Linked DNA regions of Homo sapiens: all the other regions are linked to region 3. Evidence: chromatin contacts called from ENCODE Hi-C or POLR2A ChIA-PET data. All regions are on one chromosome and are shown on one strand. Each heading gives the region's core, a stretch centred on a gene start or an enhancer-like site at or near the end of the contact. The rest is flanking DNA. Distances are from core to core; before and after follow the strand shown.

Region 1 (4,311 bases), core at 851-3,350, 70 kb after region 3:
ATTAAAAAGGATGAGTTCATGTCCTTTGCAGGGACATGGATGAAGCTGGAAACCATCATCCTCAGCAAACTAACACAAGCAACTAAACACCCTCAATCTGGGTGGGCATCACCTAATCAGCAGCCAGTGCAGCTAGGATAAGGAGGCAGGAGAAGGCGGAATAGCAGACTTGCTGGGTCTTCCAGGCTCCATCTTTCTCCCGTGCTGGATGCTTCCTGCCTTCAAACATCAGACTCCAGGTTTTTCAGCTTTTGGATTCTTGGACTTACACCAGTGATTTGCCAGGGGCTCTTCGGCCTTTGCCCAAAGACTGAAGGCTGCACTGTCAGCTTCCCTACTTCTGAGGTTTTGGGACTTGCACTGACTTCCTTGCTCCTCAGCTTGTAGATGGTCTATGTTGGGACTTCACCTTGTGATCGTGTGAGTCAATTTTTCTAATAAACTCCCCTTCCTATATACATATATCCTATTAATTCTGTTCCTTCAGAGAGCCCTGACTAATACACTACCCAAAGGAAAAGAAGTCATTTTATGAAAAAGGCACCTGCACACACATGTTTATGGCAGCCCAATTCACAATTGCAAAGATACGGAAGCAACCTAAGTCCACATCGATCAGTGAGTGGATAAAGAAAATGTAGTATATATCCACCATGGAACACTACTTAGCCATAAAGAGGAAGAAAGTAATGTCTTTTGCAGCAACTTGGATGGAGCTGCAGGTCATTATTCTAAGTAAAGTAACCCAGGAATGGAAACCCAAATACTGTACATTCTTACTTATAAGTGGGAACTAAGCTATAGGGAAGCAAAAACATATACAGTGATATAAAGGACTGTGGGAACTTGGCGGAGAAGTTGAGAGGAGGGTGAGAGATAAAAGACTACATATTAGGTACAGTGTACACTGTTTGGGTGATGGGTGCACTAAAATCTCAGAATTCACCAGTAAAGAACTCATCCACCCTAAAAACTATTGAAATAAAAAATAATAATATAAAGAAAAATAAAATAAATAATAATAAACTATTGTTACAATAGCTTGGGTGAATCTCAAAGGCATAATGCTGAGTGAAAGAAGCTAGTTTCAGAAAATTACATGCTGTATAAATTCATTCATATGACATCCTCAAAAAGATAAAACTATAGTAATAGAGAAAAGATCATTGGTTGCCGGGGTTAGAAATATGGAGAGAGTATGACTACAAAGGGAGTAGTAGCATGAAGGAGTTCTTTGGGGTCATGGAACTGTACTGTATTCTGATAATAGTAGTGGTTACATGATCCTACATATATGTTAAAGCTCATGGAGCTATAAAACCCCCGAAAGTCAATTTTGCTATATTTTAATTTTTAAAGAAAGGAACATAGAGCTATTTTGAGAAAAATAAAGACATGAAAGGATAGCCCAAGAGAGTCCAGTAGAAGAAGCAGAGGCAAAGTTTTCCTTGGCTCTTGGTTATGGGCTGTCTGCTGAATATGAGTCTTGGATCTTTTTCAGCATCAACTTGCAGAAGCTATGCCTTTCCACCCTTGCCCTTGTAGCTTCTCTGAGTCCAGGTCTCCCCACTCCCATGCCAATGGACCCTTCATAATGGGGAAGGCATCACAGCAAGACGCAGGCTTGGGGCTTTCCCAATGACCAGGTTCTCATTAAGTGCCATCTCACCATCAACCAGCGACAGCAATGTCCCTCTTGCCCAAGCTCCTCCCTTCCCTGCACTCTGGTTGCCCTCTAAATGGCACCAGCCCAAACCAGGGACAGTCACTCGTCCACTCACTTCCCAAATATTTACAGAGCGCCTGTTGGGTGCCAGGCTCCTCCAGGGGCCCTGCTGCCAGGCCGAAGCCCACGGCGGCATATTCTGGAGAGCCCGGCTGTTGGAGCAGCTGTCCTCTCAAGAACCAGCACTGGCATGTCCTGTCCCAGAGGACCCAGGTCGTTATCTCATTTCCCATCTTTGCAGATTTTAAATGCTTTCCAACACTTCACCCCTTTCTCAGATGAAGATTTAAACATAGGCGGGTGGACATCCAATATGGTAATATTTTTCTGTTGATTCATCAACCTCCACAGGCACTTGCTTCCTTGATTCTCTGACCTTATTCAGTTGGTACTTTCAGTGTGACAACTTTTCTCAACTCACTGGCAGAAAAAATCATTCTCGTCCTGTTTCCAGAGGTGCAACAGGAGGTTGGCAAGAGTAAGTCTTAAAGAACAGCAGTGATGCCTGCTAGGGCCCTGACAGATTGGCAATAGAACTGGGGCTAGAGTCTACACCGCAAGAGCTCCCGTGCGTTTCCACAGTCAAACAACCCAGAATGCTGAACATCTTACAATCTGAAGAATTTGTCCAAAAACCAGACAGAAATGGAGGAAGCTCTCTCCCAAGTATCTGCATAAGCAACGTAGGGCAGAAACACTTTCAAAACTCTGTCGTGTCCTGGGGGCAAGAGATGTTTTTGATAGATGTTGCGATGACAGCAGTTCACAGCAGCCCCACATTCAGGGAACTGTTCCAGCGCGCCAGAGGTTGGGAGGCTTTTAACTCTCTTCATTCATCCTCACACACGCCAGCTAAGCGAAAGCAACGTGAAGGAGCTGACAAACCACAAAGACCAGGAAATGCAGAGTAAATGCTGATCGGAAGAGCAGTAGAAGGTAAATGGGTATCAAAATATAATCTGGGAGTGCGGGCTGGCCTTAGGATGCTTGAAAGCTGTTCTGATGACTTCCCAGCACACGCGGAGGAGACCAGCCCGCAGGTGCCAGGAGCGGGAAGGGAAGCAAATGTACACCCTTGTGCACTTGCCCAGTGCACACCGCAAATGTGCTGTCCCTGGTGCGGTGTGCAGCAAGGCTGGCCTAATGCTAAACTTTGGTCAGAGCTTTGCTGAGTGAGAACGCCAGTTCCAACCCTCAATGTGACACTTTATTAATTAAGTGAGGGATTTACAGCAATAACTGATAATCAAATGGAACAATTGTAACAATATACTGCAATACAAGTTTTGTGATTGTGGTCTCTACCTTGCTGTACTGTGCTCACCTATCTTTGAAATTCAACTGACTTCATGTAACTGAAACTGCAGAGAGTAAAAATCATGGAAAACGGGTATTATTGCATGTCTCTTGACCTTGGCAGTCCCAGGTGGTTGGGAGAGCACCTGACAGATCCTAGCAGGCTGACCTCAGTGCTAGTCCCAGCTGTAACTAGCTAAGTCACTGAGTAAGCCATCTGCCCTCTAAGGCTCTGCCGCAGATGCAGCTGTGTGCCCTCCAGGTGCCCAAATAGATGAGAGAAGAGCACAGCAAAATTTCCCATCCAGACAGCCCCTCTGTACAACCCTTGACTTTCAAATCTTGAACCTCTCGGGCATCGGGGCACAAAAACCCTGGTAGGTTCACAAACACTGAGGACCTGAGCCCTCTGATGCCTCTGGCGGGACCATGTTCTGGGTGGGACCGTGTTCTTGGACCACCGTGGGCACACGTCATTCTGAAGACACTTGTTCTCCAGTCTACAGGCCACCCTTTGCCCATTCCCACTCCTCTAGTGAATCTGAATGGCAGAGACTGAGGCAATTCTCCGGATTTCTGAATCTGCCCTTCCTTAAAGGCTGCTGGAAAGGATTGTACCGCCAAAGGGAAGAAATCTCAGGGAGATGCTGCCCCCTTCTGGGAAACATGCAAAAGTAAAACCCCAAAGACAAGGAATTTCCTACCTGTTCTGGAATTCTCGCTGTGGAGATGCACTGCTCTGTGTTCTGGGGATAACCAACACATTATATGCTAGATGCAATTGCCTGCAAGAAGAGGAAACGTGGATTAGATTCATCATTGACTCACCATTGAGACCTTCCTTCAAAGACAGGAAAAATCTCTGAGAGGGAGGGGCCGGATTTAAGAGGTTATTGCTGCCATCCCCTGCCTCTGAGCAAGAGCTGAAGCATGGCTCAGTCTCCTAGCACCCTCATCTTTAAAAAGAAAATCTCCCTCTGTCTGATAAATCCCTTTCCTGCTACACGTTCAAGTTCACACTTCCCTTGGGTCAGGGATTAATGGGGTGAACAAACCAAATCTGAGCACCTATTATTGCTTAGCTCAGGAATGCAAGCCATAGCCTTGCCCTTGGGGAGCTCACAGTATAGTCAGAGGGACAGAAAGGTAGTCCAAGAGAAAATATATGTAACATGCGTGAATGTGCCTGGGTGTTACAGGGGTGTCCGGGAACACAGACTAGATGGGGGTGCATCAGGGTCCTGAAGGTGTCCTCATGCACCTTAACTCAGCTTTAGAGAATGTACAGG
Region 2 (4,422 bases), core at 324-2,823, 90 kb before region 3:
TGTTATACTGTGTGATGTTGAGGTTGGGCTTCTATTGAACCTGTCACTCAAATAGTGAACATAGCACTCAATAGGTCATTTGTCAACCCTTGCCCCCCTCCCTCTGTCTTCTCAAAAGAAAACATACAAGCAGCCAAAAAACATGTGAAAAAAATGCTCAACATCACTATCAGAGAAATGCCAATCAAAACCATGATGAGATAGCATCTCATATCAGTCAGAATGGTTCTTATTAAAAAGTCAAAAAATAACGAATGTTGGCAAGGCTGCAGTAAAAATAGAATGCCTGTACACTTTTGGTGGGAGTACAAATTAGTTCAGCCCCTGTGGAAAGCAATTTGGAGATTTCTCAAAGAACTAAAAATAGGACTACCATTCAACCCAGCAATCCCATTACTGGGAATATACCCAAAGGAAAGCAAATCATTCTACCAAAAAGACCCATGTACTGGTATGTAATAAAGCAGTATTCACAATAGCAAAGACATGGAATCAACCCAGGTGCCCATCAACAGTGGATTGGGTAAAGAAAATGTGGTACATATATACCCATGGAATGCTATGCAGCCATACAAAAGAATGAAATCGTGTCTTTTGCAGCACCATGGATGCAGCTGGAGGCCATAATCCTAAGTGAATTAATGCAGGAACAGAAAACCAAATACTGCATGTTCTCATTTATAAGTGAGAGCTAAGCCCTGGTTACACACTGACATAAAGATGGGAACACTAGACACTGGGAACATCAGTCACACACTTAAATTTCCTTTCTCTTTCTGTCTGTCTGTCTCTTCTTGGTCTTTGGACTGAATAGAAGAGCTGGGGCCATTTTAGGGGCCTCACTTCATCCCATTAAAGGAGCCAGCATAGCCTATGCATGATGCACCTATCTGTACCTACCAGTGAGTGACAGATGCTCTTCCATATCAGGGGCTGTCCAGGCATATCCGAGTTGGACTGGCATGAGTGGATTAGATGTTCACTCACAGGGGATGACTTCAGAGAGCACCAAAAATCTTGCCCAGATCATCTTGCCATTTATTGAAGGCAGAAGTTATCCCATACCAGAGTCCTTCTTCAGTGTCAAAGCTTTGTAAAACTACAAATACTGGGAAAGAGTGACTGCTTAAGTCAAAAGCAGTCATTAACTCCTTCATGTCAAATAGTTTACGGGAATTTCATTCATCAGAGAAATTAGGAAAGAAAAAATTATGGGACTATAAGAAACAACACAGAAGCATTGGGTGGAAGGGCAGAGGTCCTGTGGCACAGCTGGGGTCTGGAGAGGGGAGCCCTGGGCCCTGCTGGAGGATACCAGCCTCAGGTTGCCCGGAGAAGTCTATTGAAAGGGAGAAGGGAGAGCAAGGACAAAGCTTTGACCCCCTTCATGATTCTGCCTAGATGCTGGGGAATCGTTCCTTTTGCCCTGTCTGGAACTGGAGCTGAAAAGGCAAGCTTGGAGACAGAAGGCAGGGCCTTATCAAAGAGAACACATGGAGCAGGATTAGGCCCCACGGACGCGAATAACTCAACCAGGCCGGCCCTGATGTCTTCCCAATGTGCTCTGAAGGGAGTGATCCCGCAGGCTGAGACATAACCTCACCGCCAAAGCCAAAGTATGTCATGGAGCTTTTAATAACTCTGCCTGTCCCTGCCTCCCCCACAAAGAGGAACAGCTGGCCTCACCCTCCCTTCTGCTCATTGTCACTTTCTCCTCTGTGATTCCAGGGTATTGTCTTCAAATGGGTGTCCCCATGCTAAGATGCATACTTTGGGGATGTGAGCAGTCATCATTTAATAATTTCTTTAATGCTATTGTTGCAGGGATTGCCTTTCTACGTGATGGTTTCAAAAGGCAGATGGGAGATTCATTCTAATTAGGGGCCCACCAAACTGCTCCCTTGTCTGTAGTTTCAGTCCCACCCATGTTTACCTGGGCCACCCAGGCCCCACTACACCTGCCCTCCACACTGGAGAACTTTAACACAGTCTGTGAGAACCTCAGACCAGCACTGAGGGCCAGGCCTGCATGGGGACTTCCTACCGCCCCCTTTCAGTGTCTCTCTGCCCACTCGTGGAGCCCTCTGCAGTGTACAGGAGCCAGCATTTCCCCAGCAGCATGCATGAGCCAATTGCTCATTTCTAGGAATTCTGTGGGCCAGTTGACATCAAATTGGCAGCTTGAAATTTCCACGGTGGGAGTATTTACACCATTAAAACCAGCAAATGCTTTAAAACTGCACACCACTGCCTCTCTAAAACAGTGCTCCACAGCACATCACCCAGGAATTCTGCTCTTCCATGCAGCCTACCAAGGCTTTTTCTTTCTTTTCTCTCCCACATTACACTTTCCTAGGTCTGTGGCCTTTCTCTTTTGCTCTCCGCTAGCTCTGATTGAAAAAGATTTAATAAGGTTCTTCCTTCTACTGTTTTAAGACAGTCATAACGGCCACCCCTCTGGTAACCCTTGCATTTTAACTTTAGACAAAACCCTGAACCAAGGGAATAAGCCTGTGATTCTCTTCATGGCATTCAGAGTACCTAAGTTGGGGTGGAGACCTTCCTAGAACCCCCGCTCCCCTGGAAATTCTCCCAGTGCACTGGGTGGTGGGTGGTGTCATCTCCTTGCCTGGAATGTAAGGGTGGCCTGGCATGGAGGTGATCAGTTAGCCAGGTGAGCCTCCTCAGTGCCCTTCCTATCTAAGAGCTCAATCTTATGTCATGTGTTTAAATATGTGTGGATCTCTCCATACTAAAGGCACCTACCATTTCAAGATTTAGTATTTCCCTCCAATTGAATTAAGGTCCCCTAGAAACAGAACCACACTTTAGAATTGTGTGTGTATTCTTGTTTTAACCCCTGAAATCTCCTATCATCACAGACCAGGGCACTCCAGTCATATTTGCATGTCCAGCTGGGGCAGAGAAGCCACTATCTTCTAATAAGAGGCACGTACTTGGAAAGGGCAAGTCAGTGGGCTCAACTTCTTGAGCTGTCTTAAGTTTCTTTTCCCGCTTTTCCCAACTATTTCAACTTCTCCACAGCCCTTCCTGACCTCACTGCACATTCTCCTTGGATGATTATGGAACCCAGTTTGACATAGATCTCCCTAGGATAGAAGGCGAATGTAGGATCACCAAGTTTCCATTTTAAATAGGGACAGGAGCCCTCCCACAATGAGGCACAAAATGTTGCTCCTCACAAAGGATTCTGCAATGAAGCAAGTCCCCATATGATACATTATGGAAGATAAAGGTTAAAACCTTGATTTCTACTTCTGTATCCCAGAGGCAGATTGGTTTTGGAAACTATAGCATGGTGTCTATTACTGCTGCTTTCCTTGTTCTCAACCATGACACTCATCACAACTGTAATTATAGATTTGGAGGATGACTTGTTTAAATTATGTCTCCTTTCCTAAACTGTAAGCTCTATCCAGGCCACAGTCATGCTTGTCTTATTTGTCAATATATCTCCACTGCCTAGTAAATGATGGTTGCTCAGTAGATACTTGTTAAATGACCTTAAGATCTTTCTCAGTAAACCAGAATTTACTCTTCTTCTCCTATTTTGGGTTTGGATTTGCTTTTCCTTCTAGAGTAGTAACTTGGACTTAATGTTATTCAAACTAGGAGGCAGAGTGGTTAGAAAGCACAAATTCTCTAAAGGTTAGTGCTTCCTGGTTGTATAGTAATTCTGTTAGTGAATTTAGTTGCTAACCCTGACTCAAGGATCTAAGAGCCCTATGGCCCTTCTCAACTTGTTAACACTTTTTGTGACCCAGTTAGCTCAGCAACTTATGCTACAATATTAATGAGGCCATGGTCAGAATGAAACTAAAAAGGGGAATAGACTGCATATTGAATCTCATCAATCTACTGCTTATACAAGGCCTCTGGAAGGAGACTCTACATGGCTGTATGTATACTCATCTGCCTTGCTGGCAAAACAACTCCTCGGTAGAGTCTTTGCTGGGTCAACAAAGGTAAGTGATTCCCCACTCAACTCCCAAGCAGGACAATTATCCTTGTGCTCTGTATTGCAGGCTTGTTTTAAGAAGTTGAGATCATGGCTGCGGAAGCCCTTTAACAGGTCTTCTGTAAGGCCAGAGATAGGTTATAGACATTATCAACTGCTCCTACTAGCTGCTGGATTTCCTTAAATTCCAATGACATCTTTCAAGGTGCAGATTGTGACTCCTGAGTGCTCCTCTTCCCAAGTCCCTCACCCTTACAGCATTGAACACATGTGAGTCTGGGCTCAGCCCGTGAAGTCATCTTTTGCTAAATAGTTTCTTTAGTCAGGCCTGTAGATAATTACAGGGTGAGTACCCCTCATTTGAAATGCTGGAGACCAGAAGTGTTTCAGATTTGAGATGTTTTCAGATTTTGGACTGTTTGCATATATATATATGGTGAGAT
Region 3 (4,777 bases), core at 1,789-4,288:
AATCAACACCAGACCTCCTAAAAGGCAACAGGACTGTATCAACTCAGGTGATGGGGGAAGGTGTACACTGTCAGTTAACATCAATTGAGCTCTTACCAAAGACCAGACACTCTTCCCACTGCTGTGTATAGATATTATTCGGGACATTTCACAGATGAGGAAACTGAGGGACAAAGACATGAAGTCACTTCCCAAGGTTACACACCTAGGAAGTGGGCAAATGCCAGTCTGGTCCAGTAGACACAGAGAAAAAGAACGGTATGAAGTACAGAGAGATCCGTTTAATCACAATTTTTCTAAAAGATTACTTTTGAACTAGTTCTTAGTGAAAAATGTTCCTACTAGTCAAAAAAAAGGTTGTGGGCTGGGTTCAGTAGCTCACACCTGTAATCCCAGCCCTTTGGGAGGCAGAGGCAGGAGGATAGCTTGAGCCCAGAAGTTCGCAATCAGCCTGGGCAACATAGGGAAACCCTGTCTCTACAAAAAATAATAAAAAAAAAAAGTTCGTCTAGCATGATGGCACACACCGGTGGACCCAGCTACTTGGGAGGCTGAGGTGGGAGAATGGGAGGATCGCTTGAGCCAGAGAGGTCAAGGCTGCAGTGGGCTATGATCACACCACTGCTCTCCAGCCTGGGCAACAGAGTGAGACCCTATTAAAAAAAATATGTGTGTAGGAGTGAAAGAAAGACTTCCTCTAGAGAAGGTGTGAAGCTTCTGCCAAGTGTGGGTGGGGTCGCTGTGTTCAGGGAGGTCTAAGACATTGGGCCTGGAGAGAGGCGTGTGAAAACAGAGTGCAAACCCCGTTCCTAGTTCCTATTCCTTACTGATTTCCAGAGATGGTCACCATGAAGAGGACGCACTATTTTTTCTAGGACATGCTGTCCTAACAAGCCACTACCATCATCATCACCATTATCATCGTTTTCCCTGAAATTAATATATTATTTTGCAATCTATAAATGCCTCTCACAAGATTTTCTTCAATTCACTCATCAAAACAAGCTATGAAATAAGCAGAACCCCAATCCAGAAGAAGGAGGACTGAACCAATTTCAGTGATTTGCTTGAGATCTCCAGCTGGCTTCTTTTAGAGGCCGGCTTGAAATCCAGAAGAGCTGACCCTCTCTACCTACCCGGGCTCCTTGCACTCTAGCCCTGACCCACTCCCCACCCCAAGCTGTGGGCTGCCAGGAGCTGTTGGTGATGGGTGCTCTGTCTAAACCCCTGCTCCTCCTTGCCTTGCTAATTATCCCCAAAGCTCCCCGCCCAGAGGAATTCAGAACATGCTGCAGTTATTTGTGGAGCACTTTGTCTCTGGGAGATGGGGGGCTTACACAGCTCGGAAAAAGCAGCACTTGCCCACACAGACAACACTGCCTAGGGCTATTAATATCCAAGCACAATAGCTTCAGGACGAGGTGAAGTGTGGCTCACCCTGGCCACAGGGCTTCTCAGCCATGGAGACTGTTTTATTTTACAGCAGCCCTGCAAATACTGCAGCAATCAGACTCTTGCCCCACCTTCTGATCCAGTGTAAACAGCAGAAGAAAGGGGGAGGGCCTTGCATGAAACTGCAATTGCCTGTCCTCACGGTGTGTCCTGGGAGATAAGGACAAATGGAGACTTGAAGTCTCAAAATAATATTTGATTAGTGACCCCCCAACCCCCGCTTTTTCTAAAGCATCCCAAGCATTCTACATTTGTTGTCTTTCTCAGTCTTAAAGTTATCTTTGTGCATAGGGAAAGGGTCAACACTTTTATACTTATTCACTCACAAAACTTGTATTGATTATCTACTATGTGTCTAAAGCACCTGGGCTCTGGTGATACTAAGACAAGGATGATAGAGTGCATTCCCTCAAGCTTGTAGCGTGATGGAGAAAGACAGTTCATACACTGTTATATCACAGTGTGATTATTGCTGAAATAAAGCTAAGCATAAGAGGCTATGACAGCACAAAAGAAGGAGTGAAAACTCAGTTTCGAAGGGACAAAGTCAAGGAGACTTCAAAGATGAGAAATGATTGCACTGGGCCTTAGAGAGGAAGTTCAGCAGAACAAGGTGGGAAGGGCACGATATCAGAGGTAAGGGTATGTGCAAAAGCAGGGAAATATTGACCCGTCTGGAGGCCAAGAGAGGGAATCCAGGTAATTTCCAGAGAGAGAGAGAGGGGAAGTGTGGTAGAGAAGAGAGAAGATGGACAGGAAAGAACAGACTTGCAAGTCATTGAATGTCTTGGGGCCTCAGTTTCTGAAGACAGGATTCTCATGAGCCCCTCTGAGTGTTTTTGCACTGGGTGATAGTGACAACTACATGTCTCGCTGTGTGCCCAGGCCTCATAGCCATGCACTCCAAAGGCTCTGTGAGGGGCTTCAGGTTCTCCTGAAGTCTAGAGCACTTTAAGAACTAGTGTGTCTCAAGGCAGAGAATGCTTTGCTTGAAGATGTGTGTGGCTCAATGATGGCCAAGGCAGACATGAGAGAATGAAGATAATGAAAACCCACCAGCTGTGACTAATGAAACCAAGCCCACTCTCATCTGCTTTGGGAGCATGAAGGCTGGGAAGGACCCTCTGACTGGCACATCAGCCTGCAGGGTTCCCTTGCTTATTTGTAAAATTTGGGAATCTGCTGACAGACTGACGTATTATTAGTGCAAATTACCCAGGTTCATCTGTAGCCCTAGCTCTTTGCTTCAAAAAAGATCACAAAGCCTGAGGTACTTCAAGATTGAACTGTGAAATGTCATTAGCTAAAACTCAGTCCTCACAGCTCCCAGAACTAATTATAGAGCTAGGAGTGGCTGGGGCCAGACCCCTCTGATATAAAAAGATTTTATGAAAGGCGAAAGGGGGGAGGCAACAATAATTCTCACCCTATTATATTCCTTTCAATTATTTACAGTAAGAGGCACTGATGGTGAACAAATATAGAGACTGGAATCCAGTGACGTCACACAGGCGCTCTGGAAGCCAGTGATGCAGTATCAGAATCTGGGAACACAATGAGGCAATGTTTCAGCTGCTTGTGCATTCTTCACCTCCCATTGTCTCTGTCTCTCTCTTTCTCCTCTGCTTCCCCTCACCCCACAACCAAAGTCAAGAGCGCAGACCCCATGGTAAGGATTCTCATCTTCATCCCACAGCCAGGACTTGGCAATATCTTTTATCAAGGGTTTTAACAGGACATTCGCAGTCTTTCTCCTAACCACACGGTTGGGGGCGGGGGTGCAATGAATGCTGGAAGCCCAAGGGCAGCGTTGGGACGGAGCTAGTCAATGTGGCCTACGGACCCTCTGGGTGTCACATGGCCACTAGGAAGCCCTTGAGCAAAAGCTCCGCAGCACCAAAGATTCCTGTGCTCTTCTGGATGCCCAGCCTCCCTTGTATGAGGTTGGAGCCTCGACTTGCTGACTTCTGGCTAACGAAATAAGCACAGTGAGATAAGCTGCGTGAAGCATGCCCCTTACAGACAGCCTGCAAGATCCTTCAGCTCTTTCTTCCTCCACCACAGTGGCCTTAGATGGCACATATACCAGATGGTAGAGCTCTGAGACAGAGCCCGCTTGACCCACCTGTTATTGGACTTCGATGTCAGCAAGAAACAAATGTTTGCGGTAACATTAAGCCACTGATGTGTCAAGGTTTGTCTGAGGTGACAGTGAACATTGCTTTTTCTAAATCGTATAAACCTCTGATAGCACAGGCACTAGGCATGGAGATATTCATTGAGCACAGTGAAAAAAGTCCACTATATTAAATAAATTCCTCTATTTTTCTTGACCTAAATATTTATGTTTCAGAGAATCCTTGACCTGCAGGTTGAAGGAGAAGTCATAGTAAATAAGTCACTGGAGATAGATGGGCAGATGCTTATGTTACCGTCTTGGAGCTAGAACAATTTAATTCTCTCAAGGGTAGTGGGGGAAGGGAACCTCATGGGGGTTGCTGTGTAATCAGAAATGGTGAGCTAAATAGCAACAAACTTTGGTAACGGTTTTTTGCAAATGCTTATGTACACACACACACACACACACACACACACACCCTTTTTCCCTGTGGAATCATCTTGCAATGTATGTCCATCATTGGAAAATTCTCTAATAGAGAAAATCAGTTGGTATACCCATTATCTTGGACATTGTGTTTATATTTCTGGATGGTCCAGGACCCCTAGCAGTCTTTTTTTGTTTGTTTGTATTTTGAGACCGAGTCTCACTCTGTCGCCAGACTGGAGTGCAGTGGCGCAATCTCGGCTCACTGCAACCTCTGATTCCTTGGTTCAAGCAATTCCCCTGCCTCAGATTACAGGCATGTGCCACCACGCCCAGCTAATTTTTTTGTATTTTTAGTAGAGACTGGGTTTCACCATGTTGGCCAAGTTGGTCTCGAACTCCTGACCTCAGGTGATCCACCCGCCTTGGCCTCCCAAAATGCTGGGATTACAGGTGTCAGCCACCGCACCTGGCCCTAGCTGTCTTTTTGAACCAATGAAAATTTCTTTTCTTTAATAAATTCTTTTGTGTTTTTCTATAATTTCCCTCCTTTCCTTCTATCTCTACGTCAAGCTCTAACCTCTGACCTCAAATATCTGGCTTCTTTTCTTATAATCTTTCAGAAAAGGGCACATTAAATAGTGTAGAAAACAAGACTCCCATAAATGTAGACAGGCAAAATATCCTGCGTAAGTAGCCAGAGGACTGTGATCAGAGCGGGTCCCAACACTTGGGACCTTCCTTAAGTCAGGCATTAGATGGTTTTTATCAACTGGTCAT

Evidence for each region. A loop is a pair of places that touch in the nucleus more often than their neighbours do. ChIA-PET counts read pairs that join two places held with the same protein, here RNA polymerase II (POLR2A). Pooled maps may share reads with other maps.
Region 1: a map of gastrocnemius medialis shows a loop between it and region 3 (3-fold over the local background). The contact joins the enhancer-like site here to the promoter of LINC02443 in region 3. A Hi-C loop is called at or near these places in 1 of 168 maps with a recorded cell type or tissue (gastrocnemius medialis). POLR2A ChIA-PET finds 5 or more read pairs at or near these places in 2 of 52 experiments (H1 and PC-9).
Region 2: a loop to region 3 is called in a map of psoas muscle, with 1.8 times the contacts of the local background. The contact joins the enhancer-like site here to the promoter of LINC02443 in region 3. A Hi-C loop is called at or near these places in 1 of 168 maps with a recorded cell type or tissue (psoas muscle) and 3 of 50 pooled maps. POLR2A ChIA-PET finds 5 or more read pairs at or near these places in 1 of 52 experiments (activated T-cell).

What each region holds. Positions count from the first base shown.
Region 1 is chr12:5,171,305-5,175,615 of GRCh38, reverse strand. LOC105369617 (a long non-coding RNA gene) reads right to left here. Exons shown (of 10, transcript NR_188066.1): 4 at 3,727-3,807. Among named protein-coding and RNA genes, the nearest start is that of LINC02443, 70 kb to the left of the region's middle. RefSeq lists enhancers at 1,387-2,586, 3,055-3,791. Within about 2 kb of position 2,100, at least 3 of the 41 ENCODE cell types and tissues checked have a DNase peak (open chromatin) inside an H3K27ac peak, as active enhancers do; they include PC-9 and gastrocnemius medialis, where a contact is called at or near this core.
Region 2 is chr12:5,330,447-5,334,868 of GRCh38, reverse strand. All of the region lies in intron 7 of LOC105369617 (a long non-coding RNA gene), which reads right to left. Among named protein-coding and RNA genes, the nearest start is that of LINC02443, 90 kb to the right of the region's middle. Within about 2 kb of position 1,573, at least 2 of the 41 ENCODE cell types and tissues checked have a DNase peak (open chromatin) inside an H3K27ac peak, as active enhancers do; they include psoas muscle, where a contact is called at or near this core.
Region 3 is chr12:5,241,412-5,246,188 of GRCh38, reverse strand. LINC02443 (long intergenic non-protein coding RNA 2443) reads left to right here and starts at 3,038. Exons shown (of 5, transcript NR_120476.2): 1 at 3,038-3,121. The region is part of intron 4 of LOC105369617 (a long non-coding RNA gene); the gene reads right to left. RefSeq lists an enhancer at 1-274 and a silencer at 1,132-1,426.